2 separate regions of the Homo sapiens genome follow, and region 2 is linked to region 1. Evidence: read pairs that join two places in POLR2A ChIA-PET (ENCODE). Cell type or tissue: HepG2. All regions are shown on one strand. Each heading gives the region's core, and the rest is flanking DNA. Links, peaks and the distances in the headings are about the cores only.

Region 1 (5,376 bases), core at 203-5,202:
GTGTCCATTTCTTCTCTCACTGGGTGCCTGCCCTGCTTCCAGGTTTTGGCTGCTTCGAATAAAGTTGCTGTGAGCATTCTTGAACAAAACTTCTGGTGGACGCATGTTTTCATGTCTCTTGGGTAAATAACTCGGAGTGGAATTGCTGGGTCATAGAGTAGGTGTATGTTTAATTTCATAAGAAACTGCCAGACCTTTTCCAAAGTGGCTGTACCTACTTACACTCCCACCAGCAATGTCTGAGAGTTCCAGTTGCTCCAGTCCTCATGGTGGAGGTGCTGACACTTTGTAAAATTGCAGTCATTCTGGTGGGTGTGTAGTGGTATCTCACTGTGTCCTTACCTTATTTTATGTGTGTTACCTCTGTCACTGCTGAGACCAAGAGTCACATAAAATGGCAGGAGAGGAATTCTCACATAAAGTAGGATGTACTGTGCCAAGTTAGCTCAGTTTGACTTCTTGTTTTTTTTTTTTTTTTTTTTTTTTTTTGGTGGGGAGGAGGGGGGTCAGGGTCTTGCTCCCCAGGCTGGAGGGCAGTGGTATGATCATAGCTCACTGCAGCCCTGACCTCCTAGGCTCAAATGATCCTCCCGTCTCATCCTTGTGAGTAGCTGGGACCACTGACATGCGCCACCATGCCTGGCTCATTATTTTATTTTATTTTATTTTATTTTTTGTAGAGGTTTCTTTTTCCTATGTTGTCCAGGTTTGGCCTCCCCAGGTGCTGGGATTACAGGTGTGAGCCACTGCGCCCAGCTAGTTTGACCTCTTGAGGACTTTAGAAACCCCCCTTTCCCTTAGACTATTAGAGATTTTTAATTCCATGTTTTTCCCTCTCTTGTGGATCTGTTCTCCCCTCAGAGGATACCCAACTCCATGGCAGAGCCTACTACTTTCACGGTCATGTCCCCACTGCCTGGTTCTGAAGGGAGCACGTGAGTGCTTTGCAGGGCTTGGTATGGGTGCAACTTGTTTCTGTGATTCTGGAATCAGCCTCACCAGACTTGGCCCATGAGGCCAGGACCTCTGATTGACCACCTGGGTCCCATGTCCAGCAGAGTGAGAGACGTATAGTAGGTGCTCAATAAATATTTGAACAAAGGGATAAGTAGAATTTCCCTTTTTCTCTCTTACAAGTCATTTATTCAATAAACGTTGTCTCAAGGTTATACGGTGCTAAGGAAGGCACTCAGAGCACTTTAGGAGCTCTGATAGAGATAGAAGGTGAATACGAGCTTGATTGCCGGGTAGAAAGAAGGTGGTAAGTGCTGCAAGAGACACAAGGGAATGACATGCACCCTGAATCAAGGTCTGCACGCTGTCACTTGGCAGCTGTAGGACCTGGTCATGTTGCTTGTCCCCTAGGCCTCCATGTGCCCATCTGTGCAATGGGATAGTAGTGGTTTGCACTGTACAAGGTGGTTGTAGAAGTGAGAGCCTCTGCCTAGAAAGCCCTTAGTATAGTGCCTGGTACGTAATGACTGCTCAAGGAAGGGGGAGCTTTTAGTTACAGACATGTACGATCTGAAGAAATGAAAGGCATTGAACTTTGGTGGGTAAATTGGGTCTTTTCCAGCAAAGGTATAAATCCTTAAAAGCCAAGATCATATTGTTTGATTTCTCTGGGCTCTCTGCTGGATACAGTGCCAAGTCCATAACTGTATACCCCATGGACACTCTATGTTAAATGGAGATTAATGTGTAAGAGGTGTTTTTTTTTGTTTTGTTTTGTTTTTTAATTTGGAAAAGAAGCTTAAAGACCACAATGGGTGTGGCATTGGCTCGACCCACAGATCTGCTTAGTCTCAGACAGGCACTTTGAACCAGTCTTTTAAAATTGCGTCACAACAACTGGTGCTTCATAAGGATTTGATGATATTCTTGGACATAGGATATGGAGTTCTCTTCCTGTCCAGCCTCGGGCTATGAGGACTAACCCTGCTAAGTCTGATCTCTTCTTAGGAAAGTCAGGAGGATTGCAAATAATCACCATGACATGCCTATAGGGGACTAGCCTGTATAAAAGAGAGCGTCAGAGTCTTATTTCTAAGAATAGGAACGAGGAGGGAAATGGTGAGTGGATGTGAACTAGACAGGTCACCCGGCAGTCGGCTCTTTCTTCCTAGAATGTCCAGTTCACGTCTGTGTCGCCTCTAAGGGCTGCATGGATCAGAATCACCCAACACTGGATCCTCACCTACCTGGCCAAACCAGTCCTGACTTTGCTTCTTGTTCAGGGACCCACAGCACGATGCTAACAGCTGGACCTGATGTCAGAGGCGGAGAACTGTCTGGATTTCCCTCCCAGCCTCCTCCTCCAACGCCCTTTTGATCCAAGATTGAGTAAGAGACATTGGCAGATGCTGAGAAGGACAACCCAATTGTTTTAACTTGCAGACCGAGGGGGAGATGGGTTCCAGTCTGCACATGACTCGTGCACAGTCCCCCCACCCCACCCTGACTTAGAAAATTCCAAACCGACTACAAGACCAGAAACAAACCACATGCCAGTCGCCCCCTTGTCTGTACACACATGTGGAGTTCAGAGCCACCCTTGGAGAGAGGCTGCTCAGGCTCAGCTCCCTGTGCTGGGCTTTCTAGATCTAGCTCTGTTCGGGGGAGTTCTTAGCCCGTTTTCTGGGGTTGCTGCCGTTTGGATGCAGGGTGTGATTCTTAGGGGTTAGGGAGAGGACCACCCTGGTAAAAAGCCAGGTTAATGGGACAATCTTCCATGCAGCTTGGCCCCCTCCATTCCCCTGTAGCTCCTCGCTCAGCCGCACTCTGAGAACAGCTTTTGCTCTGTTTCCTGGTCTCTGAATGCGGTAGCTGTGTCCCCGGCCTGCAACGAGGGCATATCATGTAACTCCTCCCGGCTTCATTCCTATGCAGGACAGGTAGGCTGCAGGCTCTAACAAGCCGCCAGCCAGGCTCCACTGAGGCCTCGGCACCGGTGGAAATTTAAAAAAAAAAAAAAAAAAAAGAGCAAGCAGTGGGGAGTGAGCGAGTGAGGGAGAGAGGGATTATTTTGTTTCAATGTGTTTGAAAGCGGGATCTGTGGCCAGTTGGGGTTTTTTTTTCCTCCCCCCGTTATTTACACAGTCTGTTCGGAGACACACTAGGGCCTGTTTGGATTGGGTGTTTGCTCCGGAGACAGGCCAAGTATTCCAGCACTGCGCTTTGGCACTGCCACCTCGGCGGCACCAGGAGGCCCAGTCGGTCACAAGACCTCACGGGGCCTCCTTGCTCTCTGCTTATCCTCCTTTCACCTCCTCTCCCTTCCTCACCACTGATCCCAGCCACCTTGGGCGGCTGGGGAGCGAGGCTGACCGCTAAGTGGACCTGACCTTCAGAATGAGGGCTTTCTGAGGCAAGGGCAGGGAGGGGTGTGGCTCGTGGAAGACAGAGAGAAGGGTTGGGGTAGGGACCCAGGGATAGATCTCTAGAAGGGTCTGGATTCCCTAGGGGCCTGCGATGAAACTTGCACTCTGTGGAATAGTTCCAGGGTTGAGGAGGTAAGCAGAGGCCAGACCGCCCTGGAAGTTTGCGTAAGGGCTGTTCTCCTGGGGGTGCTGAGCTGGGAGAAGGCTTGCCTGGGGAGGTGGCGGGGCCAGAGCTAGCCAGAGCTGTCCTGCAGGTCCCTGCCATGCTGAGGGTGATGCAACACCAGCATCTCTTGCTAGAAATGCAGACTCTCTAGCCCCAGCCAGACCTACGGCATTGGAATCTGCATTTTAACAAGGGTCCCAGGTATTGTGTGTGTACATTAAAGTTTGAGAAGCACTGCCTTGGGCCCACGTATCCCACAGGCAGTTAGTTTCCTGGCATCCTCATGATGTCTTGAGATGCTTTTGGACAAAGGGATTCTGCAGACCAGTACATTTGGAGAATGTTACAAAATGTACCCCCCACCCCTTGGAAATTGATTTGCTTATGCTTGCTGGTGAAGTCTGTGAGAAGTTCCATAGGAAGAATCCATCTAGTTTGGTTTAACTCAGTGTTTCCCACATTTAACATTTATTTATTTATTTATTTATATTTTTATTTCTTTCTTTCTTTTTTTCTTTTTTCTTTGAGATGGAGTCTCACACTGTCACCCAGGCTGGAGTGCAGTGGCATGATCTTGGCTCACTGCAACCTCTGCCTCCTGGGTTCAAGTGATTCTCCTGCCTCAGCCTCCCAAGTAGCTGGGATTACAGGTGTGCACCACCATGCCTGGCAATTTTTTTTTTTTTTTTTGTATTTTTAGTAGAGATGTGGTTTTGCCATGTTGGCCAGACTGGTCTCAAACTCCTGACCTCAAGTGATCCACCTATCTTGGCCTCCCAAAGTGCTGGGATTACAGGTGTGAGCCAATGCGCCTGGCCCTTATTTATTTATTTTTAAATGGACACATAATAATTGTAGATAAATGTATGGGATACCTAGTGTTGTTTTGATATATACAATGTATATTGATCAGATCAGGGTAATTAGCATATCCATGATCTCAAACGTTTATCCTTTCTCTGTGTTGGGAACATTCAATGTTCTCTCTTGTAGCTATTTCAAAATATATATCATTGTTAACTGTAGTCATCCTACAGTGGTATAGAACACTAGAACGTATTTCTCCTGTCCATCTATAATTTTATAGCCTTTAACAAATCTCTCCCCATCCTTCTTTTCCCCCTGCCCTTTCCAGCCTTGAATAACCTCTGTTCTACTCTTTACTTCCTATGAGATCTACTTTTTCAGCTTCCACATGAGTAAGAACATGAGGTGTTTAGCTCTGTTCCCAAATTTGACTGAGATCATCTCCTACCATTTCCCCCCACCGAGGAGTGAGCGTTAATGTTCTGTAGGGCTGGTGGTGTGTGGCTTCTGATTATTTATTTATTTATTTTTTTGAGATGGAGTCTCGCTCTGTCACCCAGGCTGGAGTGCAGTGGCGCGATCTCAGCTCACCGCAAGCTCTGCCTCCCAGGTTCACGCCATTCTCCTGCCTCAGCCTCCCAAGTAGCTGGGACTACAGGTGCCTGCCACCACACCCAGCTAATTTTTTTGTATTTTTAGTAGAGATCGGGTTTCACCGTGTTAGCCAGGATGGTCTCAATCTTCTGACCTCGTGATCCGCCCGCCTCGGCCTCCCAAAGTGCTGGGATTGCAGGCGTGAGCCACCGCGCCTGCCGGCTTCTGCTTTGAGAAACACTGTTCCTGTCAATCAGTTTACTCTTGGGATTTTCCAGGGAGCTTATCTTCACTTTAGATAAGAGGTCGAGAACATAGTGGTTAACAGGTGGATTTTGGAGCTAAACGAACTGGCTTCTGACCCTTTCTCAGCCCCTTAGTAGGGATGTGACTTTTGCCAAGTTATTTAGCTGCTTTGTGCCTTGGTTT
Region 2 (5,376 bases), core at 150-5,149, 58 kb after region 1:
TGGATTATGAATGGTGCTCTGGAGAGGGGGCCAAATTTCTGCACTGTAAACCTTCACCTACATTTTCTAGTGGACCTCTACATCTGTTGTCTGCACCAAACAGCATCCCTACCTTTAGGAAAACTATCTCCCGGTGTCTCATGGCAAAGGGCAAATGAGTCTCTCTGAGCCCTGGTTTTTGCAGACTCAGCCTCACAGGACACAAACCTGAAACGCAGTTGCTCACACCCTGTGTTTACTTTTATTTCCAGCCACATCTGGAGGCCAAAATTCATAAGTTTGTTGCCAAGCCTTACAACAGTTTACTGAGTTTGTACGTTAAGGGAAGGGGGAAAAAATGCTCTCCTGACTTGTCGAGTGTAAAATGGATGGAGGAATCAGTGGGCAAACCCTAAACCCCAACCATGTTTATTAACATCTGCGGCCTGCCGGCAGACGGGGAAGGCGTGAGCGGGCTATGTTTGTCTTGGAGGTTTTAGCTCAGAGAGCTCCATGGTGTACGCTCTCCATATATATACAGCCAGGCATCTTTTTAACCCACCAGAGACCAGGAGAGGGAAACAAGGGCTGTTCAGAAGCGGAGGAGCCCAGGTCCGATAGGGGAAGAGCAGGGATGGGCACTTGGCCGTGTTTACAATCAGGGCAGTGCAGTGGGTGGGCCGATTCTTGTGACGTACTTGAGGCTTAAAAAACGATCATAAATCTAATGTCTGTCAAACAGGGCTGGCATTTTCTTTTCCTTTCACAACTACGTTTTGTATGACCAAAAAAAGAAAACCAAAAAAAACCCACTTTTTTTTTTTTTTTTTTTTTTTTTTTAACAAGGAACCCTCAAGACTCTCATGAAGAGCATCTCTCTATCTAGTGTCCACAGTTGGGGTGGAAGCCCTGCCAGGAACCCATTGAGTGTTTTGGTGGAGGCCGTAATCTCTCTCTGCTGGAGGAAGGTGTCGCCATTCGTGTTTATTTATTTATTTATTTATTTATTTATTTATTTATTTATTTTTGCATTTTCACAGAGACATTGGAGTGGGAATGGCCACACCGAATGGGCCAAGACCTGAAGCCCTGTGTTCAACAACTTGGTTTTTACCAGGGATTTACCCAGTTTGCTTTGGGTCAGACGGGAGCACCCCGAGCAAGCCAAGAGCTCCTTTAGTTTACTGTCCTTCTGCCATGAATATAGCAGGAACCAAGGGGCAATTCTGTAAGGCCCCAGGATGGAGGGAGGATGTGCTGTTTGTGGCCGCCAGCCACAGACCCTCTGCCTAGGGAGAAATGTGCTGGGGATGTCCTTTTAGCAGACGGTTTGGCTCTCTGGTACCTCACGTCTGAGGTGAGCCCGCCAAAGAAAAGGGCGCTTTTTGTGGTCAGAGCCCAGGGCTTGGACGAAACCCTCGGACAGAGGCAGTATGTGCCCGGGGGAGGCGTGGCCTACCAAGAAGGAGAAAAACCCCCCTGTCTGTGAGGAGCGTGGCTGCCAGGCCTCTCCACTCAAGGAACAGTGAGTGACTGTTGGAAAGCTTGGCCTGCCCCGACGTCCAGGTGTGCCTGGCCAGTCAGGTGTGTCATCGCATGAAAAGCACGAGGCCGTGTGTCCGCCGGCCCCATCGCCACCCACCTCTGCCCACCCTTGCCAGAGCTTTCCAGATACCCTGGGAAGTTGACCCTCTGCTCTTACGCAGGCTGGGTGGGGTCAGGGCTTCCCTCCCCCACCACCCTCACTGTACCAGATCTTCACGTTCCATTTTCCACAGTGGGCAGCGTCCCAGCCAAGCTGTGAGCTCTCGGATCTGAAGAGCTCACTGCTTTTCAGGGCTTTTTTCCTGGCCCCTGGCCACACTTAGCTGCTAGGTTATTTGGGCAGGATTGTTCAAGGGTGTGAAACCAATGGGGCCAGAGTGGGAGGTTGGGGCTCAACCCAGTGGGGTGAGATTTCCCTGTGGGCTTCGGGTTGGGGGCACTGACACATCCCCAGCAGGGCCTCCTGGAAGAAACCCAGCCGCTGAGATGCCAGTACTTTTCCATGGGTGGGTGGGGCGGGGAGGAGGAGGACTTTGAGCCCCAGTGACCTGGCCGCCCAGGGATTTTCCAGGCTTGCTTTGGGGAGGTTATCCCAACTAGGGACTAGGAATCAGGAAGCCTTCATTTTATTTTGTAAAATTGTAACCAAGCTTCGCACTTATGATAATAAAATGCTGGGTGGACGTACTGGAGGTCCTCATCAATGCCTTCCCAGAACCCTCAAGACCACGAGGGGTAAAGGTGCCTTAGCAAGATGAGTTATCTGGTAAAGGCAACATCTCATGATTTTTCCCTTTGCTTCAAAATGTACTGTCGTGTTACTGAGCTCGGTGGAAGGTGCTAGAACAAGGACTGCTCTCCAGGGCTCTCTGTGTTTCTCACCTTACCTCGAGGTCATGCCTGCAGTTTGTAAAAAGGAGTGTTCCCCAGCCTGTATCCTCATGGGTCTTGTGTTCTCCCGAGTCTAATTATTTTTTTAAAACATTTTCAGAATTTCCGCTTTCTACGGTGCGGCTTTGGAGCTGGGGTCCACCCCAGTTCTGCCTGGGGTGCAGCCAGCACGCAGCTCCCTAGGTTCATTCATGCAGCTGACTGTATCTGTGTCAGGCATCTGCTTCATGTCATTTTCTTGGAGGGGCCTTTGCAGTTGCTGTGATGCTGTTCCCACCCCCATATCATTCTACTTTGCAGAAACTTCATGATTTATAACTGAATGTTTGTGTTTACTTGTTTTGACCTGTGTCCCTCTGGAATACACACCACACAGGCAGAGGCGAAGCCCTAGCTCCCAACATAGCATCGGCCACGCCATCGATGCCCCATCAGGATTTGAGTTAATACCTCCAGAGTGGGAGATGTGTGGCAAATTAAACCCCAACTGCTGTTGGGAAGTTCTGCATTTTGGATTCCTACATCCCTGCGACTCTGATTTATACTTGGCTGCTTCTAGGGAAAGGAGGATGAAAGGGGATTGACATTTAACATTGAAACCTGATTATTTACCTCTCAGACTTACAGCATGCTCAGAGCTGTGGGATTATGGAGTATTTATTTATTTTTATTTTTCATTTGTAAAAAAGGTAGAGGCTGGGCGTGGTGGCTCACGCCTGTAATCCCAGCACTTTGAGAGGCTGAGGCGGGCAAATCACGAGGTCAGGAGTTCGAGACCAGCCAGTTTGAGATCAGCCTGGCCAATATGGTGAAACCCCATCTCTACTAAAAATACAAAAATTAGCCGGGTGTAGGTGGTACGCACCTCTAATCCCAGCTACTCGGGAGGCTGAGGCAGGAGAATAGCTTGAACCCAGGAGGCAGAGTTTGCAGTGAGCCAAGATCACACCACTGCACTCCAGCCTGGACAACAGAGCGAGACTCTGTCTCAAAAAATAAAAAAGAAATAAGGTAGAGACAGGGTCTTCCTATGTTGACCAGGCTGGTATTGAACTCCTGGCCTCAAGCAGTCCTCCCACCTCTGCCTCCCAAATTGCTGAGATTACAGGTGTGAGCAAGCGTGCCTGGCCTTATTTATTTTTAAATTTTTATTGGTAAATTTATTTTAGATGGAGAAAAGAAATGCAAATAGGATCATGTGTTCTCACTATTGGTTGTTATTGTTATTGGCAGAGATGAATAATTAATTATGGCAGTATTTTTCTTAACCAATAAATTGCGGTCTTCTGCTTCTTGGCAGTGTCTGAAAGTAGTAGGTTCTGATTTGGTGTTAGTATAAGTCCCCAGTTCCTTCTGCTGTTGCCTGGGTGAGAGGTGGCCCCGGGCACCTCAGAGGCTACTCATTGTGTGACCGTGTCAAGTGGACACTTTCTGCAGATGGGCTCAAAAGGCTCACGTGTTTTGTCACTCATCACAGTATCGCTTTAAACTGAGAGCCTGGTTTTGGTTATGAATTCTCAAATGCCTAGAGGTTGGGAACTTTGGAGTCTTCTCTAAGTATCTTCTGGTTGAAGGGCCTAGTTGGTATGAATGTCTACACAAGAGGCCCAGGACATTTTTTGGGAGGACAGTATGAATCTTGCAGGCCCTGAGGTCTAGAGAATAATGGCTGGGCTGGGAGTTTTAGGCTTGGCTTTGCTTCCACCCCAAGGCTTTCCTTTACCCCAAAGTTGGGCACCCATATTTCACTGATCCTACGTAACCATAGACACACACACACACACACACACACACACACACACAAAACCCAAGGTACAAATATCCAACGTATACAATTTGTAAAGATGTAAATAAGGCAAGTGTCTATCTGAGGCTCCTAAGCCATTTAGTGGTCAAAGTTACAGCCTTCAGTTCTCTCAACAATCTCTTGACCACATGATGTGAAGTTTTGCCCGTTATTTATTGGAAACGGCCTGGCAGAATTGGACTCTTCTACATCTTTCTACATACAAGATGCTGGAATAATCTCCATCCCTATACTAAATGGAGGATATTTTGGGAAGTGAGGTTTCTTTTCTTTTTTTTTTATTTTTTTTGAGATGGAGTTTCGCTCTTTTTGCCCAAGCTGGAGTGCAATGGCGCGATATCAGTTCACTGCAACTTCTGCCTCCCAGGTTCAAGCGATTCTCCTGCCTCAGCCTCCTGAGTAGCTGGGATTATAGGCACCCACCACCACGCCCAGCTAATTTTTTGTATTTTTCATAGAGACGGGGTTTCACCATGTTGGCCAGGCTGGTCTTGAACTCCTGACCTCAGGTGATCCACCCACCTCGGCCTCCCAAAGTGCTGGGATTACAGGTGTGAACCACGGAGCCCGGCTGGAATGGGATTTCTTAAGGTGAAACTCTGAAATGTTTTACATTCATCTCACAACAGAAAAAGATACTTAGTTCTGGACCATGCCTTCAAGAGGCACCCATCTTAACAGAAACAGAAACATAGGCCTACAAGTTCTTGTAATACAAACCCAGCTAGAAACTTACAAGCCATGAGAGTTGGAGGCAGACGATGTGGATCTCTGAACAGCCCGGTAGAAAGAGTTGAATGTATACTAAATGATACTGGAAACCAATAGTCCTAAGCTTGAACTGATGCCTACATTAATTTGAAATTCTACCTATTTTTTTTTTCTGAAACATTTAAGGCAGTTAGCATACCCAATCTCCGCCTCCTCAGTTATAAACTTGAACCTTGACTTGTGTACATTCGTAAAACTTTGCTTGCACGTGTCTTGGTTTCATGCATGATTCTACAGCCTGTATATGTGCACTGTGGAGTTGGGCTATGCTGAGTTTCTGCATTTGACTGTAAGCCCTTGGAGGCAAGGCATGTGTTTATTCTTTGCTCCTTTATACACATGCCATAGTGTGCAAAGTGATACTCCTCCTCAAGAGGCTGTTT

Evidence for each region. Peaks named below come from ENCODE experiments on the same cell type or tissue, not always from the same donor. Only the 100,000 strongest peaks of a DNase experiment are listed, where the experiment ranks them.
Region 2: POLR2A ChIA-PET joins it to region 1 with 17 read pairs; 6 of 35 experiments call an interaction of 5 or more read pairs at or near these places.

What each region holds. Positions count from the first base shown.
Region 1 is chr17:72,499,748-72,505,123 of GRCh38, reverse strand. The region is part of intron 1 of LINC00673 (long intergenic non-protein coding RNA 673); the gene reads left to right. Among named protein-coding and RNA genes, the nearest start is that of LINC00673, 90 kb to the left of the region's middle. In HepG2, for the core only: no CTCF peak of the experiment used is centred there; DNase peaks (open chromatin) are centred at 2,333, 3,093 and 3,593; H3K4me3 peaks cover 2,250 bases.
Region 2 is chr17:72,441,928-72,447,303 of GRCh38, reverse strand. The region is part of intron 1 of LINC00673 (long intergenic non-protein coding RNA 673); the gene reads left to right. Among named protein-coding and RNA genes, the nearest start is that of LINC02003, 100 kb to the right of the region's middle. In HepG2, for the core only: no CTCF peak of the experiment used is centred there; a DNase peak (open chromatin) is centred at 2,073.